Linked DNA regions of Homo sapiens: region 1 is linked to region 2. Evidence: chromatin loops called from intact Hi-C (ENCODE). Cell type or tissue: PC-3. All regions are shown on one strand. Each heading gives the region's core, and the rest is flanking DNA. Links, peaks and the distances in the headings are about the cores only.

Evidence for each region. A loop is a pair of places that touch in the nucleus more often than their neighbours do. Peaks named below come from ENCODE experiments on the same cell type or tissue, not always from the same donor. Only the 100,000 strongest peaks of a DNase experiment are listed, where the experiment ranks them.
Region 1: a loop joins it to region 2, with 2.5 times the contacts of the local background. A loop is called at or near these places in 2 of 110 quality-filtered maps.

What each region holds. Positions count from the first base shown.
Region 1 is chr2:30,268,673-30,283,998 of GRCh38, reverse strand. No RefSeq gene overlaps it. Among named protein-coding and RNA genes, the nearest start is that of LBH, 45 kb to the right of the region's middle. In PC-3, for the core only: no CTCF peak of the experiment used is centred there; DNase peaks (open chromatin) are centred at 9,098, 10,318 and 10,588; H3K4me3 peaks cover 1,166 bases; H3K27ac peaks cover 2,567 bases.
Region 2 is chr2:30,657,496-30,672,821 of GRCh38, reverse strand. No RefSeq gene overlaps it. Among named protein-coding and RNA genes, the nearest start is that of CAPN13, 140 kb to the left of the region's middle. In PC-3, for the core only: no CTCF peak of the experiment used is centred there; DNase peaks (open chromatin) are centred at 6,161 and 7,671; H3K4me3 peaks cover 1,485 bases; H3K27ac peaks cover 5,607 bases.

The sequences.
Region 1 (15,326 bases), core at 4,601-12,600, 390 kb after region 2:
GGGAGGCTTGGACCAAGGAAGCTCCACTGGGCCCAGGCTATCAGGTGGCCCCATGGGAAGTCCTTGCTCTGGGAAGGAACACAAGAGCTAGAACGGTCCATGTTGGGATACAAAGAGCCACAGACCTAGAGTGGCATTTTGAAACGTTTAGTCATTTTAGGCAATGTTTCTCCAGAACTGGATTCCAGAGTCCTACATCAGAGAAGCTGTTCTAAAGCCCCCCACACCTGACGAAACCTAGAACTCTCCATTTAGGTGACTGATGGTGGCTGGAGGGGACCAGGGACACCCTCCCAGATGTAACTGGGGCCGGGGTATATAAGTCAAAGATGAATGAGGCTCCTAGGTGGGGGCCTTATTTCTTTCCTTCTCCCACTGTTTCTTCCAGAAAGGAGCAATTACCCCACCGGGCCCCTGGGCAAGTACCCCAAGAGTGCCTGAGTAGCCCCAGCTCCACCCAGACTACAGTGCCACAGCCACCAACCAGACTGTCTGTCTCGAGCCTCCATTTTCTCACTTCCACCCTCCAGGCAGCTGCAAGGTTAGTGCCCTACAAATCACAGCTCACTCTTATCACAGAACAGAACTCATCATCTTCAGCCTGGAGTTCACCAGCAATCTTTATTTTTCCCCTTCACGTAAATAATGTGCATTCATATCTGTTTCCATATCTGTTTCTCCACTCGCCTGTCTTAGCCTGGGTACCCTGAGGCACAAGCTGGTACGCTACTGCCTTATTAGGGTGTGCAATGCTTGGGAAGTAAAAGCAAAGGAAGAGTGGAGTGGGGCAGGAAGCTGGGAGAGCCCTTATGAGTGTGTGTTACCAGGTAGGCACCATTTACACTGGATAAGCCGATTGCTTGTGATTGCAGGACTGTCTTCTAAGAGGCTGTATGAACCTCTGGGCCTTAGGACAGCCTGGCCAGTGGGGAGGAATGGGACAGAATGTGTCCACTATCTCCTGTCTGCCATTGGTCAAAGCTTTGCTGACCTCACCCTTCAGGGCTCTGCATATGAGGTCCATCAGTGGCGTCTCATACTTCGGAGACTGCAGGTAGCCCCAAGGCAGGAAGGAGAGGTGTGCAGTGTAGGTGTGACCTGAGAGCTTTGTCAGGTCATGCCCCCTGGGAGCTGCCTGAGCTGCTGCTGAGTTGATCACTCAGACACGGCTGGAGCACAACCAGCAGCCAAGGGTCCCAGAGTGGGACTGGGTGGCCCATGAGAGGCATCTCACCTGTAGTGCATGCAGCCGGCTCTCTGCAAACATGTGAAGATGTGTAGGGACAATGAACAGGAATTTAATTTCTTTCAGTGATAGAGCTAGGTTTCCCAACGGGACAATTTCTGTAAAGTTCTTGGCCTGCTACTTACGAAAGGTCAACACGTCAGCCACTATATTACTATTATCATCCATGATGTCAACCTTGCTCCATCTCTGTCACCTGGAAGAGGTGTTTCTTGGTCATCCCCTGGCACTGCATCTAACACATGGCAGGTGGTCTTTTTCCAAAGGCTGTCTCTCTCCCACCCCATTCCACCTATGTCACTCAGGAAGTGGATTTGGTCAAGGAAAGAGAAACTGGGCCTGAGGGCAGGCAGGGTGGGGCTCGGGGAGCGGGCCCTCAGCTGCATTTCCCCAGATGGCTTCCTCCTGCCCTGCCCAGGTCTGCTTCTGCTTCTCTCCACTTGGTCAGCAGACGTGAACCAATGCGGTAGGCCTCCTGCCCAGCTGCTGCAGCCGGGACCTGCTGATGTATAGGGCAAGTCTGAGGGTGTAGGCCCCTCCTCAGGCTGAGCAGCTGGGGAAGGAGAAAGCTGCCAGCTGGGTTAGCGGTCAGCTAGAATCAGGTATGGAAAATGCCAAGAGCTCCTGTCTGGGGGCAGCTGGAGCCTGCCATGAAGCATCTCTTCCACATGGCCTTGGCCCTGCAGCAGACCCTTCTCCTTATTCCATTCTGGCCTTGGTCTCTCCCACTACCCTTAGTCTGGAATGAAGGCCTGCTGGCCTTTGAACAATTTGGTGGTTCCATATTGGAGCCTAAAACCAGGGTCAGGCTCCCCCAGGAAAACAGCTCGACTTGACAGTGATGGGGAGGGTGTCCAGGGCTGAGGCTGCATTCCTTTCTGTCCCCGCACTGCCCCTGGAGCAAAGAGTCCCATGGCCTTCCCCACTCTAGAAGCCCACCCAACAGCCTGCATCAAAAAACTCCTCCAGACCTGTTTTCAGAGGCCCAGTAAAAAAAAAAGCTCTGGTCAGCCTGAGGGGTGCAGCACAAGGACTTTGTGTGTGACCCAAGAGTTTAGCTCGTGTGTTGTGGGGCAATCGTATGTATGTCTAATACTTCAGAGTTACAATGAGATCCCCAATGTCTGGCCTGCTGGCCTTTGAACAATTTGGTGGTTCCATATTGGAGCTTAAAAGCAGGGTCCAGCTCCCCCAGGAAAACAGCTTGACTTGAGAGTGATGGGATCCCCATTGATTCATTTTTTTGTGCATTCGTCCAGTAAATAAGTTATGAACTCTAGAAGAAGGATGATCATGAAGTCCAGCAGCAGCAGGAAGGCAGTTCACAAACAAGTAACTAAAATACCAAGAGAGGAGGCATACTATCAGCTCCCAGAGGAGGAGAGATGAGCTCTGCCTGAGAGAGCCAGGAAGGAATTGTGGAGAAGAGCTTTTTAAACTAGGTCATGAAGGATAAGTAGGAGTTTGACAAGGGGAAACACGGAGAGGCTGTAGACAGGGTTGGTGCATTCCAAGAAGAAGGAAAAATATGCCACGCTGTGGGGTTGGAGGAATGTGTGTGTGTTCATTCTCATTCCATAAAATGTTGTTAAATACCTACTACGTTCCAGGTAATTGGGTTAGGTTAGGTTGCAGGAATGCAGAAAAGAACAAGGCAAACATAATTCTTACCTCTTTCTAGTGGAAAAGGGAAATTAAACAAACAAAAATCACATAGGTAATTGTATATTGACAATAGTCCCATGCCTGTGGAGGGGAAGAAGAAGGAGCTATAGAAGCATGAATGGGGTGAGAGGAGCCCGTTTGATCTGAGGATCAGGAGAGTTATGCCTGAGGAGGAGATAGATGAGCTGCCTCCTGAGGGATGAGTGGGATTAGTCAGGCAAGGCATTCCAGTAAGAGAAAACAGCACGTGGATGGGCCTGATGTAGAAGGGACACAGAGTCCAGAGTATCTGAAAGTAGTTCAGATTCCATAGAGCAGCCAGACTTCCAGGAGGCAGGCAGCGGGGGATGCTGGAGGGCCAGAAGGCTTTGAGCTTTATTCTAAGAGCAAGGGGAGGGATGCAATGAAATTTGCCTTATGAAGAAGACCCCTCTGGCTGTTGCATGGAAAATGGAGTGGAGCGAGAATGGATGTGTTGAGGCCGATTAGAGCAGTGATTCGTAATCTAAGCAGCAAATTAGAATTACCTGGGGAGCTTGTAATAAGGGTGATTGGAGCCCGCTCCCAGAGACTCTGCTTTACTTGGTTTGGGATAAACCTTGGGTATTGGTAATTTTTTAAAGTTCTGCAGGCATTTTTTTTTTTTTTTGAGACGGAGTCTCGCTCTGTCGCCCAGGTTGGAGTGCAGTGGCGCGATCTCGACTCACTGCAAGCTCCGCCTCCCGGGTTCACGCCATTTTCCTGCCTCAGCATCCTGAGTAGCTGGGACTACAGGCACCAGCCACCACGCCCAGCTAATTTTTGTGTGTGTGTATTTTTAGTAGAGACGGGGTTTCACCGTGTTAGCCAGGATGGTCTCGATCTCCTGACCTCGTGATCCGCCTGCCTCGGCCTCCCAAAGTATTGGGATTACAGGTGTGAGCCACTGCGCCCGGCCATCTGCAGGCATCTTAAATGTATATCCAGGGTTGAAAAGCCTTCAGTTAGAAGGACATTGCTTTAAAGAAAAAGAAGGGAAAAAAGGAGAAGGGGTAGGAGAAAAAGGAGGAGGAGAAGAAAAAGAAGAAAAAAGGAAGAGAAAGAGAAAGAGGAGAAGAAGAAGAAGAATGGTGACTTTGCTTTACTACAGGTCATAGAGGATGGTAGCTTGGCCTAAAGAAGTGGTGTTGCAGAAGAAAGCAAATGCTGGATGCTTTTAGGAGCAGAATGGATAGTAGTAACCATGAACTGCCAGATTTTGGTTTTGGGCAATTCTCTGAGAAATAAAACAATGGAGAAATACCAACTGTGAGGTGCATGACATGAATTCAAATTTGGACATATTGGATCTAAGGTACTTATGAGCCGTCTAAGTGGATAGCAGGCAGTTGAATATATAGATCTGGAACTCAAGCCTAGCACAGTGGCTCTCACTCCTGTAATCCCAGCATTTTGGGAGGCTGAGGCGGGTGGATCACCTGAGGTCAGGAGTTCGAGACCAGCCTGACCAACATGGTGAAACCTTGTCTCTACTAAAAATACAAAAATGTGCTGGGCATGGTGGCATGCGCCTGTAATCCCAGTAATAGGGAGGCTGAGGCAGGAGAATCGCTTGAACCCAGGAAGAGGAGGTTGCAGTGAGCTGAGATCGTGCCACTACCCTCCAGCCCAGGTGACAGAGCGAGACTCTGTCTCAAAAAAGGAAAAAAAGAAAAAAAAAATCTATAGCTCAAAGATGTCTGGATCAGGGGTATAAATTTGAGAGTTAAAGATGCAGATGCAGAGATATTATTTGAGTTGTGAATGGGAATGCCTAGCAAAAGGAAACTCTACGTAGGGTTGGATGGAAGGGGTGGGAGGGTAGAAGAGGGCCTAGGACCTAGTCTGAGATACCCTAGTAGTAGAGGTTGGGTAGAGGAGAGGAGTTGGCAACAGGGTCTATAAAGGGGAGGCCAGGAGAGTCTTGAAGCCCAGAGCGGTTAATGCTTCAAATGGTCCTGAAAGTCAAACGACCTGAGGTGTGAAACATGTTTATTTGATTAGCAGCCTCTAGGACATTGATGATTTTGGAGACAGGTGGAGTGATTAGGGCAAAAGCCAGACTGGAGTGGCTGCAAAGGGAGGAAATGCAGAGGACACAGCAAGAGGTTGGTTACAGAGGAAGTCAGAGTGGGTGGCAGTTGCAGGAGGGGATTCTGGGATCAAGGAAATGTTTGTTAAGATGGGAGAGAACTGAGTAACTTGAAAGATTGTTGGAAAGGAGAGGAAGGGGTTGAAGATACAGAAGAAAGGAGGGATCCTTGACAATGTAAAGAGATGGGATGGGATCCAGTTGCTGGAGGAGGAACTGGGATCAGCTTGAAGGACTAGTCCTCTACTGCAACAGGAGGGAGACATGAGTGGTTGCATCCAAACATGGATAACTTTGTCTCTTTCGAGCTGAGAGGTTAAGAGACTTCTCATCTGATAACTTTCATATTCTTGGTGATGTCATCTCCTGGGATTGAGGGGAGAGTGCTGGGGAGGAGTCTCTAAGGGTGGGTAGTCAGAGGGCTGGAAATTTGAAGAGAGTTGGTGTGATCTACTATATTTGTTGGGGAGAGATGAAGAGTTGGGTGGCCAGAGAAGCACAATAGAATGTGAGGCTGGATGACAGCCCTGGAGGAAATGCTGGTCAAGAATTTAGAGTGGTGCTAAACTCTGGAGTGGTTTTCTGGCACTTAGTGAGGTTGTATTGTATTAATTATTTATTGCTGTATAGTAGGTTATCCCAAAACTTGTTAAAATTACAAATGTTTATTATCTCAGTTTTGGGTCAGGAATTTGGGCACAGCTTAGCTGGGTGCCTTTGCTTCAAAGTCTATCACAAGGTCAGAGTGCAGTCAGAGTGCCAGCCAGGGCTGGGGTCCCATCTGAAGGCTCAACCAGGGGAAGGTCCACTTCTAAGCTCACCCATGTTGTTATTGCTAGGATTAAGTTTCCCACAGGCTATTGGGCTGAGGCCTCAGCTCCTCTCCAACTTTTGACCTGAGGTCCCCTTGGGTTCCTTGCCTCATTGGCCTCTCTATAGAGCAGCTCACAACATGGGAGCTGGCTTTTCTCAGAGCAAAGAAGGGTGAGGGAGGGTGTGCAAGACGGAAGCCATGATTTCTTTTCAATCTAATCTCAGAATTGATATCCCATGGTTTTCGCCTTACTTACATGGCAGAAGCAAATCACCAGGCACAGTGACTCTCCAGAGGAGGGGATTATACAAGGACATGAATACCAAGTGGTGGGAATCACCAGGGGCTGTCTCAGGCTGCCTGCCATCCTGTGTGGAGAGTGGGCTGAGGTTGTGGTCAGGTTGTGAAGAACCATGTGTGCCAAATGGAGAGATTTGAGTTTCATCCCATAGACTCTTTGGAGTCATGTGTGATTTTTAAGGCATGAGGTGGGTAGAAACTTCACTCTGTGAGACTGTTTGGTGCTGTAAGAGGAATCAACCCACAGGAACACAGCAGTGATGTGCCCTGGCCAGGCACGTGGAATGCATGTCCCAGACATCCACAGGGCTTATTCTCTCACACCCTTCAGGTCTTTACTAAAATGCAATCTTCTCCATGGGACCTCCTCTGACCACCTGATCCAAAATTGCACTTCCCAGCCCCACCCAGCATCCCCTATCCTCTGCTTTATTTCTCCATTACCTATCCCTATCAGGCCCATTATAAATTTTGTCACTTACTTCTTTATTTTTTATTATTGCTCTAACATTTTTATTATTTGCTCATTTTTGAACAAACTATGACCATGAAGCTGTTATTTCACATCTGTGCAAAAATGCTGGCCCCAAGTGACAGCAATGTAAGCAATGTAATCCCTCCTAGAATGTAAGCTCCACAAAGGCAGGGATTTTGGATTGTTCTGTGCACGTCTGTATCCCAGCGCCTGAGCATTTAGTAGGTACTCTATGAAGATTTGCTGAATGAATTATTTAGTAAGTAAAGTATATCTTGTCTCTCCAAATGCCATCTCCTTGCAGGAGTGAATATGAAAGGACTGCACCCCGTGAAGTCTGTGGGTGCAGAGAAGCAAGAGGAGGTGGTGAGCAGGGTGCTCTGAAGGGATGAAAATATAAGAAAGATTCTGAATCCAGAGGAAGACCTTTAGAAAGGAAATCTTTCCTCATCTGATCCTGATGGGTTGCAGAATTAGCTAATGCTTTGGGAATGACTACAAATAGGACTTTCTAGTAAAATAAGAACAACTACAGATGTGGCAAACTCGATGAGACGGCGTGAGTGGTGTAAGTGTTACTACTGCAGGCTGATTGGGGAGGGGTTCACTGAGGCCTCTCCTGGGCGCCCCAGTGGGCAAACACCTAGCTTTTTTTATGACTAAACTGAACTTCCCCTAGCCTCCTTGCCTTAGACATGCAAAGCATGCTGCCAAGGGAGGAATCTGTGGCCCAAGATGATTTTGCCCAGTGTGCCAGGAGTAGCAGTCCAGCCTGATAAGGAGGCAGGTGGGGCTGGGCCTAGGGTAAGGCAAGCCAGGCACCTGGCTCATAGCATTTAAGGAGGCATTCACTCTGGGGATCATGACAGTGCAGGCTCAGTACTTGCAGGAACCTAAAAATGAAAGCCTCTTTAAATCATGTGCCCTGGGTACCTCATTCTTCATAGGATGCTCATTTTCAGGGCAGAAACCATTATGACTTTTGGGGGCCCTAGGCACTTTTGCCTTTGTAGATTCCTTCCTCTATCTAAAAAATACCTATACATACACACACAAAATTATATTTTAGAACTGCATTGATATAGAGACAAATAATTCAAGCTGGATTTGATTTCTTTTTTCTGATTATAAAATACCTTAAAACATTTTCATAGGCTCTAAAACTATCATGGGTCCTGGCACTGCTACTGCAGCTGGTAGACAAATTCACCATGGCAAGGGGTCACCCAAACCTGAGAGGGAGTCCTCCTGTTGTTTCCACACTAGGTGTTTCACTTGCCTCACCCTAGTCCCAACCCTGGGCACAGGAATCTCTAAGTTAGCAAACTTCATTGAGGGAATTCATTTCCTGCACTTTTCTGAGCTTCAAATTCTTTATGTTTAAAATGGTTATAATAAAGTAGGAGTTGTTTATCACCATATAAATAAGAAAATATAATAAAATTGGGCCAGGCACGGTGGCTCATGCCTATAATCCCAGCACTTTGGGAGGCCGAGGCGGGTGGATCATGAGGTCAGGAGATTGAGACCATCCTGGCTAACACGGTGAAACCCCATCTCTACTAAAAATACAAAAAATTAGCCGGGCATGGTGGCGGGCACCTGTAGTCCTAGCTACTTGGGAGGCTGAGGCTGGAGAATGGTGTGAACCCGGGAGGCAGAGCTTGCAGTGAGCCAAGATCGCACCACTGCACTCCAGCCTGGGCAACAGAGCGAGACTCTGTCTCAAAAAACAAAAAAAAAGAAAATATAATAAAATTACCACAAGATCCAGCAATTCCACTCATAGATATCTACTGAAAAGAATAAAAAGTAGAAACTCAGACAGATACCAGACACCAATGTGCACAGCAGCACTATTCACCACAGCCAAAAGGTGGAAATGACCCAAATGTCCATTGACAGACGAATAGACAAACACAATGTAATCTCTACATACAATGGAATATTATTCAGCCATAGGGAAGAATGAAATTCTGATACATGCCACAACATGAATAAGCCCAAACACATTACACTAAATGAAATGAACCGTACTCGAAAGTCCAAATATTGTATGATTTCACATATGTGAGTTACCTATGTTAGGCAAATTCAGAGAAACAGAAAGTAATTGAGCTTCTGTTTGGAATGATGCAAAAGTTCTGAAAATGGATAGGGGTGACAGTTGCACAAGTTGTGAATGTACTTAATGTCACCAAATTTTACACTTAAAAATAGTTAAAATGGTAAATTGTATGTATATTTTCCACAATAAAAAAAGAGAATGCCTTATCGGCATAAGCGCTTTATATAGGGTAAAAAGGCACACAGACGTAAGAAATCTTTATTGTCCCCATTGACAATTACCATATTGCTGTGGTGAATAAGTCTTCCAAAGTTCACAGACAGATTGGCAGGCATAAAACTGCTATGTAAACACAGCCTTCTCCAGCCCAGACTTGTTGCTCACCACCCACTATGGCCTGCAGATTTGATGACCAAGTTGATGAATGGACGATAGCCAAGATTCTTGAAGCTCTGGGTGGCACAGGGCGTACACTTCCTGGAAACCTGTCATTCCTTGCTGTCTGACAGCATTCTCTTTGGGGGCCAGAGATTATGGTTTTGGCCGAGACATCTAAGATAGTCCTGGTATTGGTAGCATAAGGAGTGACCCACGAGAGGCCAAGTTACCCACCAGGCCCTGACAGTGCACTTTGTACTGACGTTGGCCTGATCCAATTTCCTGGTTTGGAAAGAATGTTCTGATCTCTGAATAAACTGAAAGGGGAGCTTCATTTTGACCTGGGACAGGGACCTGTAGGTCTCAGTGTCTGAGCTACTTCTTTTTCCACTGAGCAAATCCTACTTTCAAAGATGAAGTCTTAAAAAACCACAGAAGAGGTGATGGGGTGGGGGGACCCCCGGGACCAAAGGGCCCTTTATAAACAAATTCACTCCAGGGTTTCTTCAGTAACAAGTCTGTCAGGCCGGGTGCGGTGGCTGACGCCTGTAATCCCAGCACTTTGGGAGGCCAAGGCAGGCGGATCACAAGGTCAGGAGATCGAGACCATCCTGGCTAACATGGTGAAACCCCGCCTCTACTAAAAATACAAAAAATTAGCCGGGTGAGGTGGCGCACGCCTGTAGTCCCAGCTACTCGGGAGGCTGATGCAGGAGAATGGCGTGAACCAGGGAGGCAGAGCTTGCAGTGAGCAGAGATCGCGCCATTGCCCTCCAGCCTGGGCAAGAGAGCGAGACTCCGTCTCAAAAAAAAAAAAAAAAAAAAAGTCTGTCTAGTGCTAGCTGAGTTTTGGGGATGCCCTGCCTCTCATGGGAGCCTATGGACTCCCTGGAATTTGTAAGCCTATGTTGGTATTTGCAGAGAGAAAATCCATAGTTTCCATCAGATTCTCAAAGGGAATCTTTGAGACCCCCAAACTGCTTTAAAACCACTGTTCCTGTGAATTTAAGATGTGATCATTCCTAGTTTTCAGGGGACATATAGATTGGCCAAACCAGATAATGAACCACACACATCTGGTGGCAGACAAGGTGCAGTGTTTCCGTGGGGCAGGGGTCGGGGGTTACCGCTGAACCCTCCTACCTCTTCTCCTAAATGAAGTGATTCATTTTTGAACAAACTATGACCATGAAGCTGTTGTTTCACATCTGTGCAAAAATGCTGGCCCCAAGTGACAGCAAAATCTCCTTGTTGACCATGACTCCTCCTCACTCAGCCAGATTTTGGTATGTGTGTGTAAATGACACACCCAAGTCAACAATTCAGAAAAGAGTCTGAAACAATTGCTCCTAGAAGAGACCCTCCAGGCCTTGCTGATCCCTTTAATAGCTCCTTGTGGTCTACTGTAAGCCCCCAAACAGAGTCTTGGTTGATCTGCAGAGTCTTTTGGCCAGGCTGGCAAGCAACAGGCAGATGGCAGCTCGCCGGTCCCTGCAAGGGAGGGTACGTGATGAGGAGAAGGGTCATAATGAATGGGTAATTTAAAGGCTCTGAAGAATGACTCAGACATTCCAATGGGGCTTTATTTTTTCCTTTTGTTGATGTGTGAAATGTAATTGTAGTCATTTTTTCCAGTGAGTTGATAAACAGTGATTATCCATGCAGCTTGTGAGCTGGGGTCATCGTGAACCAGTTCACATTTCAACATTTTTCTCTCCCTCACCCCCAACACCTGGGTTAACTGCTCCAAGCCTGAGGTTGGAGGTTTCTTGATCCCAGGAATTCTAGCAAAGGTGCAGGATGCAAAAGGTCAGAGGGGGCTGTCTGGGAAGGGTGGCCATAGGGAGAACTGGAAACCTGTGAGCTCTGGCTTGACCCTTTGCCTTACCCAACAGTCCTTTGTTACCTAGGATGAAGGTTAGGGCAGAGAAGTGATTTGTTTGGCATCAGAAAGATGGTCATCAAGAAAGGGAGAGAAGGCAATATCTGGTGAGCACCTTCTCACCACATACTGGTCCAGGTGCTGTGCTAATGAATGCTTTCCACAAGCGTCATTTCATGTCATGCTCAAAATAGCAGAGAAGGGGTAAACTTGAATACATACTCATACCTGATCTTTGCAATAATTCTCCTAATGAGTTATTGCCTCCTCCCCATTTACAGATGAGGAAACTGAAGCACAAAGAATTAAGTCACATGGTCAGATAGTGGGTGGTGGGGGAATTGAGATTTCAACCCAGATCTGTCTATTTCCAAAATCTGTTCTCTCACTACCACACAAGGCTGCCTCTCATCAGAGAGCTGACCTCGCTGGCCCTACTGGCCCTGTAAGGACAGCGATCTTGTATGCCTGGCTGTGCCAATGTGGTAGAGCCACGGGTAGTTCCTCGGCACCAGCTGCAGTGATGCAGGCTGCCACAGAGAACCTGCTCTACCCATCACCTTGGTGCTGGTTAACAGACCTGCAAGGGAATGACGATGGGCAAAACCGGCTTGGGAGCTGTGTGTTATTGATGTCTCTGTCCTCCTCTAGGTGAGGGGACAGGAGTGCAGCTCTTTAGATTGACATCACAATTGTATTCGAGTTCTCCAGAGAAACAGAACAAATTAGGCAATTTTATACACACACACACACACACACATACACGAGCAGATTACTATAAAAATTGGCTCATGTGGTTATGGAAGCCCAAAAGTCCCACAGTCTGCCATCTACAAGCTAGGGAAACAGGCGTAATTCAGCGGTGTATTTCAGCTCAAGCCTGAAGGCCTAAAACCCAGGAGGCTGAAGGTGTAGAGTCCAGGTGTGAGTCTGAAAGCCTGAGAACCAGGAGTACCAGTATCCGAGGGTTGGGGAAGCCTGATGTCCCAGCTCAGGCAGAGAGAGAGAATTAATCCTTCTTCCACCTTTTTGTTCCGTTTGGGCCCTCAGTGGATAGGATGATGTGATCTCCATTGGGGAAGGCATCAGTCCACCAATTCACCAATCCAAATGCTGATCTCTTCCAGAAATACCCTTGCAAACACACCCAGAAATAGTATTTTATCAACCACCTGGGCATTCCTTAGCCCGGTCGAGTTGATGCACAAAACTAACCATTGCAGCGATGCCAGAGCACAGCCTTCACTCTGCGGGGAAATTCTCTGTGGTGGCATTCGGCAATAGCAACCCAAAGACTACTGTGGGGACTCCCAGGACAGGATCCTATAGTCCAAATCTCACTGCTGGCATTGGATAAAGGACAAAGAAGTAAGCCAGGACTGGGGTGGTTCCGTAGGGGCTGTTTAAGGGTGTCCTAGCTGCACTGCTCTCTCGAATCCACTTAGTGAGAGCCCCTGACACAGTCTGGGTGTATGGCGATGAGGCCAGCCGAGGGTGGGAAAGTAACAGTGGTGAGAGATAGAAGGGCTTTGGGGAAGGAAGTCTTGGTGAAGATTGGACTGGGCGGGGCAAGGAATTAGGGAAAGCAGAAATGAAAAAGAGATCTGAGGTAGAGATTAGAAAAATGGGAGGATCTTTTTCAGTGTATATTAAAAACTAGGTGAAGTTTGGACCTCCAAACTAAAATGTGAATCAGATTCACAAGCTTAATAATCACAAATTTAAAGAGAGAGTCAGGTGAAGAGGAGCAGGTACCTTAGAAGAGCCTTGGAGCCTTGCAGCAAGAACTGCCACTAACACCAGGGGCCCTGAGCTACTGTTTCTCATCATTGAACAGGGGCTGTAACTCCTCAAAGCAGTTGATGACAACATTTTGCATGTAGAAGGCACATGATACATCATCATACCCTTTCTGGTAAGGGTGGGTAAATCTATAATTATTCGGGTGATGTGGAAACTGTACGTTTAAAAGACAAACTGAAAAATAAATCATTGCAAAGTCTATTTATATGAAGAAGAATTGGGGTGCAGGAAGAAAGGGACAGGAGGCCTCTGTAGCTTTGCTCTCAAAGTGTAGTTTGTGAAGCAGAGGCATTGGCGTCCCAGCACCTTGTTAGGAGTGCAGACTCTCAGGCTCCACCCAGAATCAGAATCTGCATTTTTTTTTTTTTTTTTGAGACGGAGTCTCGCTCTCTCGCCCAGGCTGGAGTGCAGTGGCGCAATCTTGGCTCACTGCAAGCTCCACCTCCCGGGTTCACGCCATTCTCCTGCCTCAGCCTCCTGAGTAGCTGGGACTACAGGCACCCACCACTATGCCCAGCTAATTTTTTTGTTGTTGTTGTTGGTATTTTTAGTAGAGACAGGGTTTCATCATGTTAGCCAGGATGGTCTCAATCTCCTGACCTCGTGATCCGCCCGCCTTGGCCTCCCAAAGTGCTGGGATTACAGGCGTGAGCCACCATGCCCGGCCAGAATCTGCATTTTAACCAGAGCCCTGTAAGAGTCACATGCATTGCAGTTTGAGAAGTGTTTCTGCTTTACAAACTTGGTAGAGGAGAGCAAAATCACCCAAAGAGTTTTAAAAATACGGATGCCTGTGTCTCACTCCCACAGTTAGGGATTTCACTGGTCTGGGCTGAGGCTTGGGCACCGAGATTTTTCTAAAGTTCCCCAGTGATTTGAATGCACAGCGAGGATTGGGAACCACTCCTGTGTAGCTGTCTCAGGCCTAAGGGGCATCTGGCAGGGGGAGGAGCAGAAGAAATGGAGAATAGCAAAAACCTCCCAGCCAGGGCAAGCCAGCCCTGGTTTTTGTTCTAAGGGCACCTTTAAGATAAAAGGAAGGAGGTTGTCCTGGGATTCTGAGTTCTAATCTCAAATTTGCCTCCCCCAACTTGCTATGTGTCCCTGAGCCCAGTTAATGCTAGTCAAATAAGGAACAAGTCAACAAACTGTCCTCTGAGCCCTCAGTGTCCTCACTTAAACGTGAGGCTATTTATTTCCTCCAGCCCAAACATCCTGTTTCCCCTGCCTTTTCTGGCCCAATTCTGCTCCGTGATCCTGCTGAAGTGGAATCATTTGCAGCTTCCGTGGGATGCACTCGTAAGAGACATGGAGGCCTGCTTCCATTCACATGAAGTTCAGACTCAGCTATGTGATGAGGACAGAACAGTGGTCACCCTTTGGAGGAGTGGTTGACAGTGAGGGATACTAGGGAGCCTTCTGGGGTGTGACAGCGTTCTGTATCTTGACCTGGGTAGTGGTTTTATGGGTGTACAAATGTAAGCTGACCTAGTCCCCTACAATTGAGCACTTTCTGTAATTTATACTTCAATTATCAACAAAGAATGAGTAGTGCTCAACAGGCCCCCAGGAGAAAGCCAGGTCCTTAGAGTGTTACCGGGGGTCCTTGCTCCCAGATCTCCTAAGATGGTGGCAGGTGGCTTCCAAGATGGCGGTGAGCCACTTCCAAGATGGCAGCAAGCCTCGTGTTCTCTGACCTGGGGTTCTTGGCCTCATGGATTCCAAGGAATGGAATCTTGGGCCATGTGGTGAGTGTTATAGCTCTATTAGAAGTGGTGGGTCACGGAAGAAAACAATGGGACCCAGTGACTAGTGTTCAGCTCGATTAGGACAAACCTGGGCACTTAGCCGTGCAGGGACAATGGCAAGCCTTCAGCCCTATTGGGAGTGGCAGTGGGTTCCTTGCTGGATCAGGAGCACAGCGGACACCCTGCTAGATCCAGAGGGATGGAAGTCAGCGGCGGGTCTGCAACGGCGGCAAACAGCAGTGGTGGATGAAGTTCAGCTCGAGCCGTAACAAACACGGACCAGAAGAGTGTGCAGTTGCAAGATTTAATAGAGTGAAAACAGAGCTCCCATACAAGGGGAGGGGACCCAAAGAGGGTAGCCGTTGCTGGCTCGAATGCCTGGGTTTACATCCCAATCATTGTCCCTCCTGCTGTGCTCTCAGGCAATAGATGATTGGCTATTTCTTTACCTCCTGTTTTTGCCTAATTACCATTTTAGTGAGCTCTCTTTACTACCTGACTGGTCTGGTGTGAGCTAAGTTGCAAGCCCTGTGTCTAAAGGTGGATGTGGTCACCTTCCCAGCTAGGTTTAGGGATTCTTAGTCGGCCTAGGAAATCCAGCTAGTCCTATCTCTCAAGAGTACTGGGAGACAGGAGCTGAGGACATTGCTAAGCTTGGGAGCTAAAGCAGAAATTGGGTAGAAGGTGAGAGAGTGACAGCCAGAGAGAGACAGATGGGAACAGAAATGGAAACTCAGATAGAGAATGTGCTATGGGACTAACTTGACCCAAATTCCAGGCAGTTGAATTAGTCCTAGGTGAAAGGGGTGGAGTTTGGACAGCCTGTACCGGTTTGCC
Region 2 (15,326 bases), core at 2,638-10,637:
GGCTTTCCTATTCCCTATTGTGATTTCTCCTTCCTTCCCTCCCCAGGCTCCATCCCTGAGCAAACACTGATCTGTTTTCTATCACTATAGATTAGCTGGTATTTTCTAGAATTTCAGATATATGTAATTATGAAATATGTACTCGATATTGTTTAGCTTCTTACATTCAGCATAATTACTTTGTGGTTGGCCATGTTCATTCGTTTTTATTGCTGAGCAGTGTTCTATTATGTAGATATTCTTTAATGTGTGTATCCGCTCACTTGTTAATGGGCATTTATTACAGATAAAACTGTTATGCACATTTGTGTACAAGTCTTTGTTACAGACATATGTTTTCATTTCTCTTGGTAAATACTTGGGAGTGCAATGGCAAAGTCACATAAGAGATATGCTTAACATCTGAAGAAATTGTCAAGCTGTTTCCCAAAGTGGTTATACTATTTCATATTCCCATAAGCTGTGTATAAGAGTTCTACTTTCTTCCACATTTTTACTAAAACTTGGTAGGGTCAGTCTTTTTAATTTTCTCTTTTCTAATAGATGTGTAATGGTATTTCACTGCAATGATTTTAATTTCACTGCAATGACTTTACTTTGCATTTATAAAATAGTGATTTTAATTTGCATTTACCTAACTACTGATGATGTTGAGCATCTTTCCTTTCCTTTTCTTTTTTTTCTTTTTTTTTTTTTGAGGCTGGAGTGCAGTGGTGCAATCTCGGCTCACTGCAAGCTCCGCCTCCCGGGTTCACGCCATTCTCCTGCCTCAGCCTCCGGAGCAGCTGGGACTACAGGCGTCCATTACCACGCCCCGCTAATTTTTTGTATTTTTAGTAGAGATGGGGTTTCACTGTGTTAGCCAGGATGGTCTGGACCTCCTGACCTCGTGATCCACCTGCCTCGGCCTCCCAAAGTGCTAGGATTACAGGCATGAGCCATCACGCCCGGCCAAGCATCTTTTCACGTGTTTATTTGCCATCTATCTATCTTCTTTGGTAAAGTGTGTGTTCAAGATTTTTGCCCATTTTAAATTAGGTTTTTAGTTTTATTATTGAGTTTTGAGAGTTGTATATATTCTGCATACAAGTCCTTTATCAAATCTTTGCTTTGCAGATACTTTCCTCCAACCTGTGGCTTTTCTTTTCATCCTTTTCACAGTATCTTTTTAAATGCAGAGGTTTTTAATTTTGATGAAGTCAGGTGTGTTAATTCTTTCTTTCATGGGTTGTGCTTTTGGTGTCATATTTTTTAAAGTCTTTGCCTAACTCAAATTTACAAATATTTTCTCCAATGTTTTCTTCTAGAGGTTTTATAGTTTTAAGTATTACATTTAGGTATATGATCCATTTTGAGTTAATTTTTAGATATAATGACATACATGAATTAAAGTTTATTTGTTTGTTGTGTGCAAATGCATATCCATTGTTCCAGTACCACTGAAAAGTAGAGACCTTATTCTCTGTCTATTTAATTTTGGATAATTTCCGTTACTGTCTTGAAGCCCTCACTCACAACTCTTTACCATGACCTTCGGTCAAGTACTTTTGAAACAGAATAGGGGAAGAAGATGACCTTTCTTAATGGCAATAGGTTTAAAACTTGGGTAATTCACTCCCACTGGAGGACAGGCACAAAACTCCAGCCACTTCCCAGACCCTTCTCTTTTACAAGGAAAAAGCCTTAAGATACTGGAAGGACAGGAAATCAAGGGCCCAGGCAAAAATCACTTTCCCTGGCTGAAGGTAAAAGGAAAGGCCATTTGACATGGGAGGAGGGGTTGGAAACTCTTCTGCTCCTTGTCTGCTACTGGTGAGTGGCAAGAAACCCACTCAGTCCCAGGATTCTGCACTGATAAAAAGCACAGGTCTGATATCACTGGAGTTGGGACCATAGTGAGGCAGGCAGCTCTCCCCTGTCTAAGATGCCCCACAGGCATGAGGCAAGGTATAGATGCCACAAAAGGGAGAAGCAAGAATAATGAGGGCCAGGTGCACGGAGCCTGCCTAAGACTAAGAGTAAATGAGAAAAATGGAGAACCCCACCTGCCCCCAGTATGAGCCTTGTGCTGAGTAATGAGCAATAACAGAAAAACATAGAGAGCTCCCCTCTGTGGTGGAGGCATGCAAGTCCCCCTGAAAGCTGAGCAGGAAGTAGAAACACTGATACAAGACAGCAGCAACCCACCACTGGAGGAATTTGAAGTATGTGTTGCCCTGAAGTAAGTTATTACAACTACAAAACTAAAACCCAGCACAGCTACTGATTTTAATTGACTCGACCCCCCACACTAACAGCCTGGCAGATGCAGAGGGATACCTACTTCCTGGCATAAACACAAGTTACCTCAATCTTTACTGTTATTCACACACAGTGTTTGGAACACAGTTTTTAAAACTACAAAGACACGCTCATACACACATTTACGAGACACACAAAAAAGCCAGAAAATAAACAACCTATTGTAAAGAGATAAAACAACTCACAGAACCAGACCCAGAGACAGCACGGATGCTGGAACTATCAGGGGCTTTAAAATAATTATGATTAGTTGGTGGAAAGGGGTCTAGTGGAAAAGGTGGACAACGTATGTGAACAAATGGAGAATTTCAGCAGAGGTAGAATTATAAAAGAGAATCAAATAGAAATGCCAAAAATAAAAAAAAAGATACAGAATTTCTTTGATGGCTTTTAAGCAGACTGTATGTAACAGAGGAAAGAAACAGTGAACTTAAAGATAGGTCAATCAATGGAAACTATCCAAATTGAAACACAAAGAGGCAAAAATGGAAACAATAAAATAACAATTGAGAAGAGCATCCAAAAGCTGTGGACAATATCCATATCAATGATCTAACACTGGGATCCCAGAAGAAAAAGAGAGCCAGGGCCAGGCGCAGTGGCTCATGCCTGTAATCCCAGCACTTTGGGAGGCCGAGGCAGGTGAATCACCTGAAGTCAGGAGTTCGAGTTCAGCCTGACCAACATGGTTAAACTCTGTCTCTGCTAAAACTACAAAAATTAGCTGAGTGTGGTGGTGGGTACCTGTAATCCCAGCTACTCAGGAGGCTGAGGCAGAAGAATTGCTTGAACCAGGCAGGCAGAGGTTGCAGTGCACTGAGATCGTGCCACTACACTCCAGCCTGGGCAACAGAGTGAGAATCCGGCTTCAAAAGAAAAAGAAAAAGAAAAAGAAAAAAAAGAAAAAAAGAGTGAAAAGAGAACTATTTGAATATACAATGTCTAAGAACTTTCCAAAATTAATTCAAAGCAACAAACCATAATTCCATGAATCTTAGCAAACCCCAACAAGAATAAATAAAAACAAAACAAAACTTAAGCTCATCATGGTCAAACCACTGAAACCCAAAGATAAAGATAAAACCTTGAAAACAACCAAAGAGGAGGGTAATCATGCAAACAGGAGAAAAGATTAGAATTATAGCAGATTTTTAATCTCTGCAAACCAGAGCTAGAAAAACATCTTTAAAGTGCTGGGGAGGGCAGGGGCAGGAAACCAAAAACCTGTCAGTTCATAATTTTATAGCCAGCAAAAATATCTTTTTAAAACAAAGGCAAAATAAATACTTTTTCAGGCAAAGAAACCTGAGAGAATTCATTACCCGCAGGTCTTCACTATAAAAACTTGTAAAGGAACTTTTGCAGACAGAAGGAATATATCAAATGGAAACTTAGATCTCCACAAAAAATGAAGATTGCTAGAACTGGTAAAAATGGGGATAAATAGAAAAGACGTTTTGTTCCTTTTAAAAGTCTCTTTACAACAGGTAAAATATATGACAAAAATAGCATAAAGAATGGGAGGGAGGAAATGGGATTACACTGTGCTGAGCTTCTTAAACTACATGTTTAATGGTATAATATTATTTGAAGCTGTTTATTGTGAACTCGAGAGCAGGACTATAAAAACGAAAGGAACAATGGAGATGTGAGTCACAAGTCAAAATATAAAAATCTGTTCTGACAATATATAGTTAATACAATTATTTTAAGTGAAGAAGAGGGGTAAAAAATATTGGAAACAAAGTAAGTTTTGCTAATTGCCTTCTCTGTAACATGTGATAATTAAAAAAACTGGTTAGGCAATAGAAGTATGTGCATATTTAACCTGGTGAAGATAAATGCAAAAAGATAATTTCATTAACCAGGAGAGCATGGTAGAGGAAAGGGAAAAGGAAGCATGCTAGTTTTATTCTTGTTTATAGAAAAGAACTAATATATTCTGCCTAAGGAAAGCTAAGGCCATACATAAAGCTTTAATCTTAAAGGTAAATACTAGAAAAACAACAACAATTCACCTTCTTAACATGAGAAGAACCACACACACAAAAAAAAGGACAAAGGGAAAAAAGAATAAAAGAATAAATAAAAGAATAAAAGCCACAGGGTAAAAAACTAAAAGATAAGTAAAAATTAAAAGTAAAAACAAGAAACATGATATAAAATTATATGACAAGGCTAAGCATGGTGGCTCACACCTGTAATCTCAGCACTTTGGGAAGCTGAGGCAGGCAGGTTACTTGAGACCAGGAGTTCAAGACCAGCCTGGCCAGCATGGTGAAACCCTGTCTCTACTAAAAAAAAAAAAAAAAAAAAAAAAAAAAAAAAAAAATTAGCTAGGCATGGTGGGGCACACCTGTAATCCCAGCTACTTGGGAGGCTGAAGCAGGAGAATTGCTTGAATTTGGGAGGCAGAAGCTGTAGTGAGCTGAGATTGGGCCACTGCACTCCAGCCTGGGCAACAGTGAGACCCTGTCTCAAAAAAAAAAAATTATATGACAAAACCCTAAACAAATGTATTTGTCATATCTATAAATGTAAATGTGCTAAATTCACCTCTTAAGAAGATTTCAGATAGACTCATAGAGCAAAACCAAACTCTGTGCACCATGCAAAAGGCATACCTAAAACCAAATGATTCAGGAAGGCTGAAAATAAAAGAATGGGCAATGTCACACTAGGTAAATGCCAAGATGAAAAAAATCAAGATTCATGAAGTTAATGTAAGGAAAGGGAGGGTTCAGAAATCACTATACAAGACAAAGACACTTTATAATGCCAAGGGTTGTAATTTACAACTCAGATGTAAGAATTATGAACATGGCAGTCAACACAGTAGCAAATTTTATATAGTAAGAATTATGGAAAAAATCGGGAGAAATTGATAAACACACATAATAAGAGATTTAAATTTATGTCTCAGTCTAGGGCAGATCAAGAAAACAAACAAAAAGAAATAGGTCAAGTTATAGTCAACCTTAGTAAGATCACAGGGCAAGTACTGTATCCTAATAATAGAGAACACACCTTTTCAATGCCAAGTGAAGATAAACACTCATGAAAACCTTACATTAAGCCACAAAGAGAACCTCAATAAATAGTCTAGTCACAATAAATGTAATAAAATTAAAAATGAATAACAATATAATAAAAACATTCTTTTCATCTGAAAATTAATAAACTCCTTTCTAAATTAATAAACTCCTTACTCTTAGGGTAAAGGGGAAAATAGAAACAAATAGAATTAAGTGTGTGTATTAAAATAATAAAGTACACACGTTAAATCCAATGAGGATATAAATAAAGCAGTGCTCAGAGGAAAAATCAGTAAAAAAAAAAAATAATAAAACAGGTGAATAAGATTCAGTTCAGAAAGAGAAAAACAGCAGGAAGGAAAATATAAAAACAAAGTAATTAATTTGATAACAGAGAAACATAGTACCAATACATAAATCCAAAAGCTGGTCCTTTGAAAAGAGTAAATTGAGAAATGAAAAAGAAGATACAAATAACAAAGAAACAGGCGGAGTAAACATAGAAAGGAAAATTAAAATAATCATATGAAACCACTTTGCATGCTATTAAGTGAATATATCCTAAAACCTGATATAATGGAAGTCAATTTGGGCTGGTAAGAGAAAAAAATTAGATAAATTAAATTGAGCAGTGTATTTGAACAAATAATGATTCATGAATTAGGCAGTCCTCAGAACCAGGAGAGGTTCAGAGAGCTACACTTGGCAACGTGAGCAGGCAGTATTTACAGATAGAAAAAGGAAGTGACACACAGAACGCTTGACTGATTACAGCTGGGCATTTGCCTTATAAGGACATGATCTGATCAGTTGGTAGCCTGTGATTGGCTGAAGCTCAGCTGCTCTAACTGGCTGAAACTCAGCTATTTGTTACAGGAATATACTCTTAGTGAAGTTGCAGTTTGTTTACATACAAAGTTAAGTTGCAGTTTGCTATGTATGAACTCAAAGTAGGAAGGCAGCCTCAGGCCAAATTTAGTTCAATTTAACAGGGCTCAGAGGGGTTGCATGAGTAACTAGTAGAGCCAAGACTGTATCCCAGTCTTGTGACTCCCAAGTTAAAGTTTCTCAAGCACGTCCACTGTCTCCTGCCTGCAGCTTCCTTGGACAACGGCTGGGAGATCTGGATCCTGTCTAAGGTCTGCAGGAGGGGAAACTGGCAGAAAAGACTGGCTCTGGATTTGTAGAGCTTGTGAAAAAAACCATCCATCATTGGCATCAGGGACCAAGAGGCCTAGCTAGACAGAGTCCTCCCTCTTTTTGGAAGCCCCAGCCTGCCCATCAGGATCATCCAGCACACAGTGCACACCACCCCACAGCTTTCTGGCTCTACTGGACTCTGACTTCTCCCCTTACTCAGCCTGGACTGCATCTTTCATCTGTCTGGGGTCCTCAGGACAGCACTCACTTCTGCCACTTTCCCACCTCGTCCACTTCGAATAGCCAGATCCCAGCCAGCTGTAATGCAGGCCATGCCTCCTCAAGAAATTGATACAGCACCCAAGAGGTGAGGGGCAAACCAGCATCCCCAAACCCAAGTGTGGAGTCCACCCAACAGAGAGTGGGCTTGAAGAGAGCTGGAATGTGGATCAGCAGCCCATAAGGATGCAAAATCAAGGCCAGGCTGACAGACACAAAAGATACCCCCCATATTGGGTTCAGTGGAAGAGAGAGTTGTGGAACAATGCGATTAGTATAATCTACTCTGTAAACTTTTTTTGCTCATTGTAAAAGCAGGATGATGGGGGAGAGACAGGAACACATGAAGTGAAAATATATTTTCCTATCACCCAGGAATCCCCAGCCTCTGTTTCTAGGAGTCAAGCTCAATTTTCATGTCTGGTATATTCTTATTTTTCCAAAGTTATTCCATGTATGAAATAGCATGTAAATGTTTATAAATAGGTTACACATACACATACATTATATTAAAATTTAACACCAAATGGAGCCATTCATTAATGTGTTCATTCAGTCTTCCATTTTAAATGGATTCAATGCCAAAGATCCGACAATGAGCAAAACTAGAGCCAGTCCTTGCTCCCACACAGTCTAGTGTGGATACGACCATTAAATATCCACACAAAGGAAGGTATAATTAGAAACTGAGATCCAGTGAGGAAACACATGTGAAAGTCTCAACAGTGAAGCTTCCCACAGTGGCAGCCACAACTGTCATTGTTTAAGAGGCAGTTACCAGCAAGCTGGGCATCCCAGACCTGGCCATAGATGCATTCTCTTCAGGCCTCTACTCTGCTTCTGATTGAGAACCAGAGCTGTGACTCACTGCCCTCCACCATCTGCTGGAGGGGCTCAAATGACTCAGCCCCACCCCACCCCACCCCATCCCCCAGGAATGCTTCAGAGGAGCAAGAGACGAAATTATTCCGTGTGACTCAGGCCCAGCCTGGCCCACACCCTCTGCCCGTCTGTGCCTGAGAAGCAGTGGTGGCCATCGCCGTGCCCCTGAAGGACACATATTTTCAGGTAAAGAATGTGCTTAGGAAGATTGTCTTAGCCTGTTTGGGCTGCTACAACAAAAACGCCACAGACTGGGTGGCTTAAATGACACACATTTACTTCTTACAGTTTTGGAGTCTGGGAAGTCCAAGATCCAGGCAGATTCAGTGTTGGCTGAGGAACCACTTCCTGGCTCAGAGGTGGCCATCTCCTCGCTGTGTCCTCACATGGCTGAAGGGGTGAGGGGTTTCGCTGGTGTCTCCTTTATGAGAGGACTAATTCCATTCATGAAGGCTCCACCCCAACCTTATGACCTAATCACCTCCCACCTCTACATACCCTCACATTAGTGAATACCATGTTAGGATTTCTACATACAGATTTGGGGAGGAAACAACTCCAGAAAGGAATCCTCACAACACAAGCTGTGATGAATGTCTCAGGGTGGGAGCTGAGCTTGCCAGTGGAGCAGTGAGGAACCATGGCTCCCTTCCACCTCCTCCCTTAGCAGGGCCCTTCTGACCACACCTGTCCCCATGAATGTCATCTCTGCAGAGAATCACAAATCTGAGTCTCCAGTCTCTGCCCAGAACCTCAAACTGCACACGCCAGAGCAGGGCCAACCATCCCCTTCCAGAGCCTAGCACTGCCTCGCACATCTACCTCCTTGAATGACTCTACCTTCTGCTCTGAATCCTAATCTTGAAATCCTGGAGTTCACTTCAGCTCCTTCTCCCTCTTCTTCACTCTCCTCACCTAATCCATGATCAAAGCCAGTCACACTTCTGAATTTCTTCCCAATCTGCCCTTTCCTTGCTTCCCCTGCTTTGGCCTTCTGGATATCTCGTTTTCCACAAGGACTCTTTCAAGAACACCTCACTGGCCTTACTGACTCCAAGCTACAGACTTCTCACTGTGCTCAAAATATTTTCCTAAACACAATGAGGCAGGAATTTCCCACCATCCATTGGCATCGCTGGCATCTCCTCAGGGTCTACAGTAGAGACCACAAACTCCATGAAGGGCAGGTAGATGACCAAAGGGTTGCAGGCCAGGTTGAGTTGATAAAAGGGCCACCACAGGGAATGGGGAGGACTGGGGCAGATTGGAGGATGCTTGTCCTGCTTAGGAGCAGCCACCGCCCAGCTATAGCTAAGTATAGCTGCAAGAGAATGGAGACCCCAAATTGCCAGACCTTTTAGACTTTCACAAGATGCAAGAACCCAACTTTGTCTATGAAATCTCTTTATTTATAAAAGTTGGTAACTAATTCACATGTAAAATACTCTCAATAATTTCCTTATTCCTGCCATTTTGGGCCCTCCCTGGTCTGGGTTTACGTACATTTCCAGCACCATCCTCCCTGCTTATGGCCAAAACCATGCCACGCTCCAGGACACTAGGCTCTTTGCCATTCCCAGGACATGGCTTGCCTGGCACATTCCATCCCCTTCCTTGCAGATGCTGTTCCCTGTACTGCACTGTGCTATCCCTTCCATGCCTATCCAAATCCTACCCACCTATGAAGGGTCACCTCACTTCCACCTCCTTCAAGGACCTGTCCCATAGGCCTGAGACCAATGACTCCATTCCGCTCCACTTTGTGCTTCCCCTGCATGTTGTACCCCTGCCCCAGTGCAAGACACAATCTGACCTGTTTATCATCAGCTGTGCATGCACCCATCACCCACACGGTTGGAAACAAGAGTGCAGACATTGTGTCTTAGTCACAAAGCCTGCACACAGTAGGTGAACTAGAGACATTTCAGGAATGCTGCTAAGTAGAATTTAGGAAAGGGGACTGATGCCACAACAGAGCATGGACTTGGGAATTTGGGGTGTCCATGTCTTTGCACAAGTAGGGTCTTGTCCGCCTGAACTTCCTGATCTGCACACCCAACGTCCCTGAAGCCTCCAGCCCCTCTCCCACCCCAGCTTGTGTGAGGTGGAGCCCAGCACTCTGAGGAAGTTCTGAGTCACTGTCTGAGCCTCGGCCTAATGCACTTTGCAGGCTTTGTCGTTAGTAACCTGGCCGACTCCTTGCTTTGCAGTTCCCCCCGGTTTATGGCTAAAACCATCTGTGTGAAAGTGGGCCTTGCCAAAGTGTTTGCAGCTACTCCCTATTCCTCCTCCTGCACCTGAAGCCCTGGTCCCCTTCCGGCTGTTTATGACTGTTTGCTGTGGAAACGGCTGGATTCATAGCCCAGGAGGGAGCAGGTGCAGAGGCACCGGGAGAGCAAATGAGTTCACTCAAGTCAATGTGCCTGCTTCTCATTCTGACCCTGAGGAGCAGGGAATGCAGGCCAGACCAGTAAAGGGAGGACTTGGAGCAGGATGAAATGCAGGCTGCTTTTCCCGGAGATGTGAGCTGGATGTGAAATGGCCTCCAGATGTGGGCTGAGAGGTCCCCTAAAGTTTGAAGTTGAGCTTTTAACAGTCTCCCTATGGGGAACCAGAAAAGCCCTCAAGCTGAGGAAGCTTTGTTTGTTTCATTGCACACAGTCCTGGTCTCACGGTTCCTACCACTGTGTGCAGCTGCTGGGCCTGCGTTCCTGAACACCCACATGGGCCTTGACCATTTGGTCATCCAGGAGGACACAGAGCCATCCCACCTGGTCAACTTGCTGCGGGGACAGGAGCTTTCACCCCTGTGTTTGGTTAACATTTAGATGAGAAGGATTATTGTAAGGACCAAGTGAGAGGGTTTGCTGGGCAGTGGGGAACACTACACAAATGCAAACAATCAACTCACTGATTATTGGTGGTAGTGTTAATAGGCCAAGGAGTTGTCTGGAAGAGGCAGACACAACTTACTAAGGGACCAGCCCCTGCTAGGTGATGCTTTTGTTCCAAGTCTTTGTTCAGATCTTTCATTCAACAAGCTATTTTTAAGCTCCTACTATGTGCAGTGCATGGTACTGAGCTCTGCAGGAGAAAAAAGTGCAAGTTAGGAGTCCTGTTCATAAGACCCTTAAAACCTGCTAGCAGAGATAAAGCAAGTGCTACGCTAATGAGAAAGGAGCTAGGAAGGGAGGGAGCACTGGTTAGTGTGAGAAGAACACCCATGGGGACAGCAGACAGGAGCTTGGAGTCTCCTGTGCAGCTACTGGGGAGGGGTGTTGGCGAGCAGAGTGCAGAATGGGAGCAGTGGAGATGGTGGAAGGTGGAGGGGCAGCTTGAGTCCATGAGAAAGGTCCAGGAAAGCTGCCTTTTCAAACACCTCGCCACTAGCTTTGTGTCTTTAGCAGTAAGTGAGACTCCTTTTGTGGGATTCCCTGAATAGTCAGAGATAGCATTTGGCAGCCAGTGAAAGAGCTGACTGATGAAATGGAGATCTCTTACTTTTGGGCCAAGAGTCTGTTTTGTTGCTGGCATGGAGTCACAGCCCAATCATGGACAGATGAGAAGGCTCATCCCCTCGGCACCATCTTCTTTGGGAGTCCAACTCTACCAGGTCCCTGGGATTGGGATATTGACCATAGGGTTGAGGCCAGATCCAGCTCTTTCTGTTCCAAGAAGTAGAAGGTTTTCCCTCCAAGCAAATAACCTTTCACTATCTATAGCTACAGCCTTTGTAATATTATGAACAGTCTTAGCTGTTTTTTAACTGAGGCTGGATAGCTCTAATGTTCTTCTACTGAAGGTCAGGTCCCTTGCTGCACAATAAAGAAGTTACCCAGTTTCTTCTGGCTAGTTAGGAGTTGTTATCTTGACCAAGCTGAGGCACAATTCTTCAACTACCATCCCCTCTCCCAGAGTTGTGGTGAGTTCTTTGTCATCTCTGGAGTACCGCTTGCCCAGGAGTTGAAGGGCTGACTTTTACTGGAGGTGGAGATGGTATTCTCAATCCAGACATTTAAGAGTTTAATGAATGCTTCAAAGACTCCTTAATTAAAGTTCCCATAAGACCTAGCAGGTTTATGCAAATTCAGCTCTCCTTCCAATTCCCTACCCCTCACCTTATGCCAAAGTTTTTGGGGGCAGGTCAGTAGATCAGGCGCTACTCTGACCCAAAGCCACACATTTAATGAGGAACAGCTTCATGGTTCAAGCAGCATCACATGCTTTTACTTGATCAACTTCCCAACGCTGCTAATAAAAGCTTTACCTAAAGAGAAGCCTCATGTCCTGAACTAACTACACCCAGCACAACAGCTGTCAGGTCAGATGAGGCCTGTACTCTATGCAGCCTTCTCATTTCAAGCTAAGAATGTTATCGATCTCCATTAGCTGCTTCTGTGATCAACTGCATACTTTTGCATAAGCACTCAGTTGGAATGACTAACCCCATGGAACATTCACATCTGAGGGAGACCAAGTGCTTTTCAGTATGATCCCCGTACCCTCTGAAAAGCAGGGTGACATGGAGTCTGTTCCCCATGGAGAGTTGTGTATGACTGAGGTTCAGGGAGGACCAGCATGCCACCCATGGTCATTTCACGAGCCTAGGGAGTCAGGGACATCCCTCCCCACCTTCCTGCTGTTTGCATATTCTTTGCCAGGTGCCACTTTTCAGTGTCTAGGAAGGAAATTTAGTTGAACCAGGACAATACATTTCTCTGGAATGATACCAAGGGGTGACTGTTAAATGACGTAGGGACCTCAAATGAAATGAACCATTCCTTTCTGAAAGAGCCAACACCTGCTTTCCAGGGGCATTCAGAGTTTGAGCTTCATTGATCATATGGCAGAATGGCTTCTACAATTTTATTATTGATCATGGAAAGTAGCCTTTTATTTTCCCTCCCTCTTTCCTTTTCAGGCTCTACTGTGGAGTGAGTTCATGCCCACTGATCCAACTTACCCCTTGCCCCTATCTTTTCCATCACTAAATCCCTAACTTCTCTAGTTTATAAGGTGCTGATTAGAAGTTCTCTGTGAGCATTTGCTCTCAGTGTCCTGGGTGGCCTTTGGAAGTCTCCCTTCACCCTGCCTCCACGGTTCTGTCTATGAATGTTCAGGATAGGAATAAATACTCTCCCAGCCAGGAGTGGCATGACAGTCCCAAGGGACAGGGTGCCTGGTACACAGTAGGAGCTCAATAAGAGTTGCTGTTATGTGGCCTTGGATGAGTCACTTGCCCTCCCTGGGCACCAGTTTTACCATCAGCTCTCATTTTTGCTAATAATGATGATGGAGGAAAAAGACAAAGAGGAGGAAGAAGAGAACACTAAGAGACACATATGAAAGATGTAGTGTATGATAGAGTGGTTGGGGAAAAGAAAGAAGAAAGAGAGGGGGATGGAAAAGCCAACCTCAAAACATAACAAAGAGGAAGATCTGCAGGAGCACAGGAGTCCCACAGTTGCCCCTACACCAAAGGGCTCCTGGGTTCCAAGTATTTGCTACATGAGAAGGAAAATCCCCCAGCCTCGTCTTTCCTTCAACCCAACAATGGAGCCCTCCTTCCACTCCTGGAAACATGAAAGTTCACATCTCATCATGTCTCAAGCATGTCTTCTCATGTCTCATCGACTTCCACCTTGATAGAAGAGGGGTTTGTGAGATTTAGGGTGTGGGAACCTGGCCTGGGAGAGCAGCGAGAGATTAGACACCCTTTAGTGCTGACCTCTGCCTCCCTCCAATGATCAGAGCCTCAAGGTCATGCTGATGGCAAGAGCCAGTGCCTAGACTGGACAGCAAGGGTCCTGATTCCCCATCCAGTTCTTTATCCTATCTCCTGACACCCTCTACTTATGAAGGAACTTTGCTCAGCCCTTCCATTCATAGAGGGCTTCCAAGCCATGCCCACATTGACCCTTTTCAATAATTCACCCTGGGAAGTGGGTGTCGTTTCCCCATTTTGCAGGTCAAGAAGCTGAAGCTCAGCAGGATTAACTGACTTGCTCAAGTCTTGAATTCTGCCTCCTTAATACATAGCTGAACCACTTCTTTGTGGCAAACTCTGCACCATGCTGAGCTCAAAGTGATTAAATTGGGTCTTGAGTCCTGAGTTGAGGGAATGATGCATTGATTCTTCCCTTGGTTCCTGGAAGTCTTCTAGCTCTAAGGAGACAATGGCTGCTGTGACTTGTCCCTTCCCAGGGTGCTGTAGAGGAACCTGGAGCCCCTGGTACCCATCTGCTTGACCTGGGGGCTGCAGAATATGCCTTAGGCTGTGACTCTTGGGATTCCACACCAGCCTCGTCAGCACTTTGTGTGCCTGACTTCCATCTTCCAGTCTTGGCCTGGGGGAATCCATTTTCCTACTGTTCCGGAGACTTCCACACTGAGTGTCCAGAGGGCTGGACTTCCACAGAGGGTTTTTTTTCCTATGGTATGGGGATACCATGCCTGTATAAAGTGTTGGCCCTGGAGCTTTGGCTACCAAGATGCCAAAATCTCTTTATATTTGAGTCTTTATAAAACCAAATTTTCTTCTGGAGGTGCTCCCATGTCACAATATATACCAAAAACATGACTTGCACCCTTGCATTTCTCCAGCCACTGGGGTGGGACAACAAAGGGGAAGTTCATGGAGAGGTCTATGGAAAACTGATGCCTTCATCTAGTTACCTTCTCTGCCGGTCCACAGTCAATCTTCTGGTTGAGGGTCTAGAGCCTTTATTAGTCAGGAACGCCAGAAGTCAGGGTGACAAGCTAGATGGGAAGCAGAAAAGAGCGAGGACAAGCTGGGACCTGCCAGACACGTTTGCATCTGTTTCACACCATATGCAACCACGACAATTTTCAGAGAGTAATGGCCTCTGCTTCACTTCTGTCTTCCAAATCTCTTACCAGTTGCTGTTTGGCCAATTCTATATGGCTCCTATAACGTGGAGCCATACAGGGAAAAGAATTCTGGGAGTATAGCCCCCAGCTTAACCAAATTAACACAGCACCATCCAACATAGTGTACTTTAGCAAATCACTTCCCTCTGAGTCTTTATTCCTCTTCAGTAAAATAGGGGAAATAATACTAACAATAATCTAACTCAGACTATTGATTAAATAAGAAATATATGCATAGTCTGGCATATTCTAAGTACTCAGTGCTGATATGGTTTGGCTGTGTCTCCACCCAAATCTCATCTCGAATTGTAGTTTCCATAATCCCCACATGTCATGAGAGGGACCAGTAGGGGGTAATTTAATCATGGGGGCAGTTACCTCCATGCTGTTCTCGTGATAGTGAATGAGTTCTCACAAGATCTGATGGTTTTATAAAGAGCCTTCCCCCCACTTCGCTCTGCACTTCTCCTTGCTGCTGCCTTGTGAAGGACGTGTTTGCTTCCCCTTCCGCCAGGACTGTAAGTTTCCTGAGGCCTCCCTAGCCATGCTGAACTGTGAGTCAATTAAACCTCTCTCCTTTAAAATTACCCAGTGGTGGGTATGTCTTTCTTAGCAGCATGAGAACAGACTAATACAAATGCATACTATTTTGCTTATTATAGAAGAAACTCATACATGCTTGTTGAATGAATGAATTGGAACTCTTTGGAGAGGTATAAAGGGGACAGGAAATAAGTCACCCGCCAGAACTTCAGGGCCAAGCTTCCTCTTGTGGGGATCATCTGGGTGGTCTGGCAC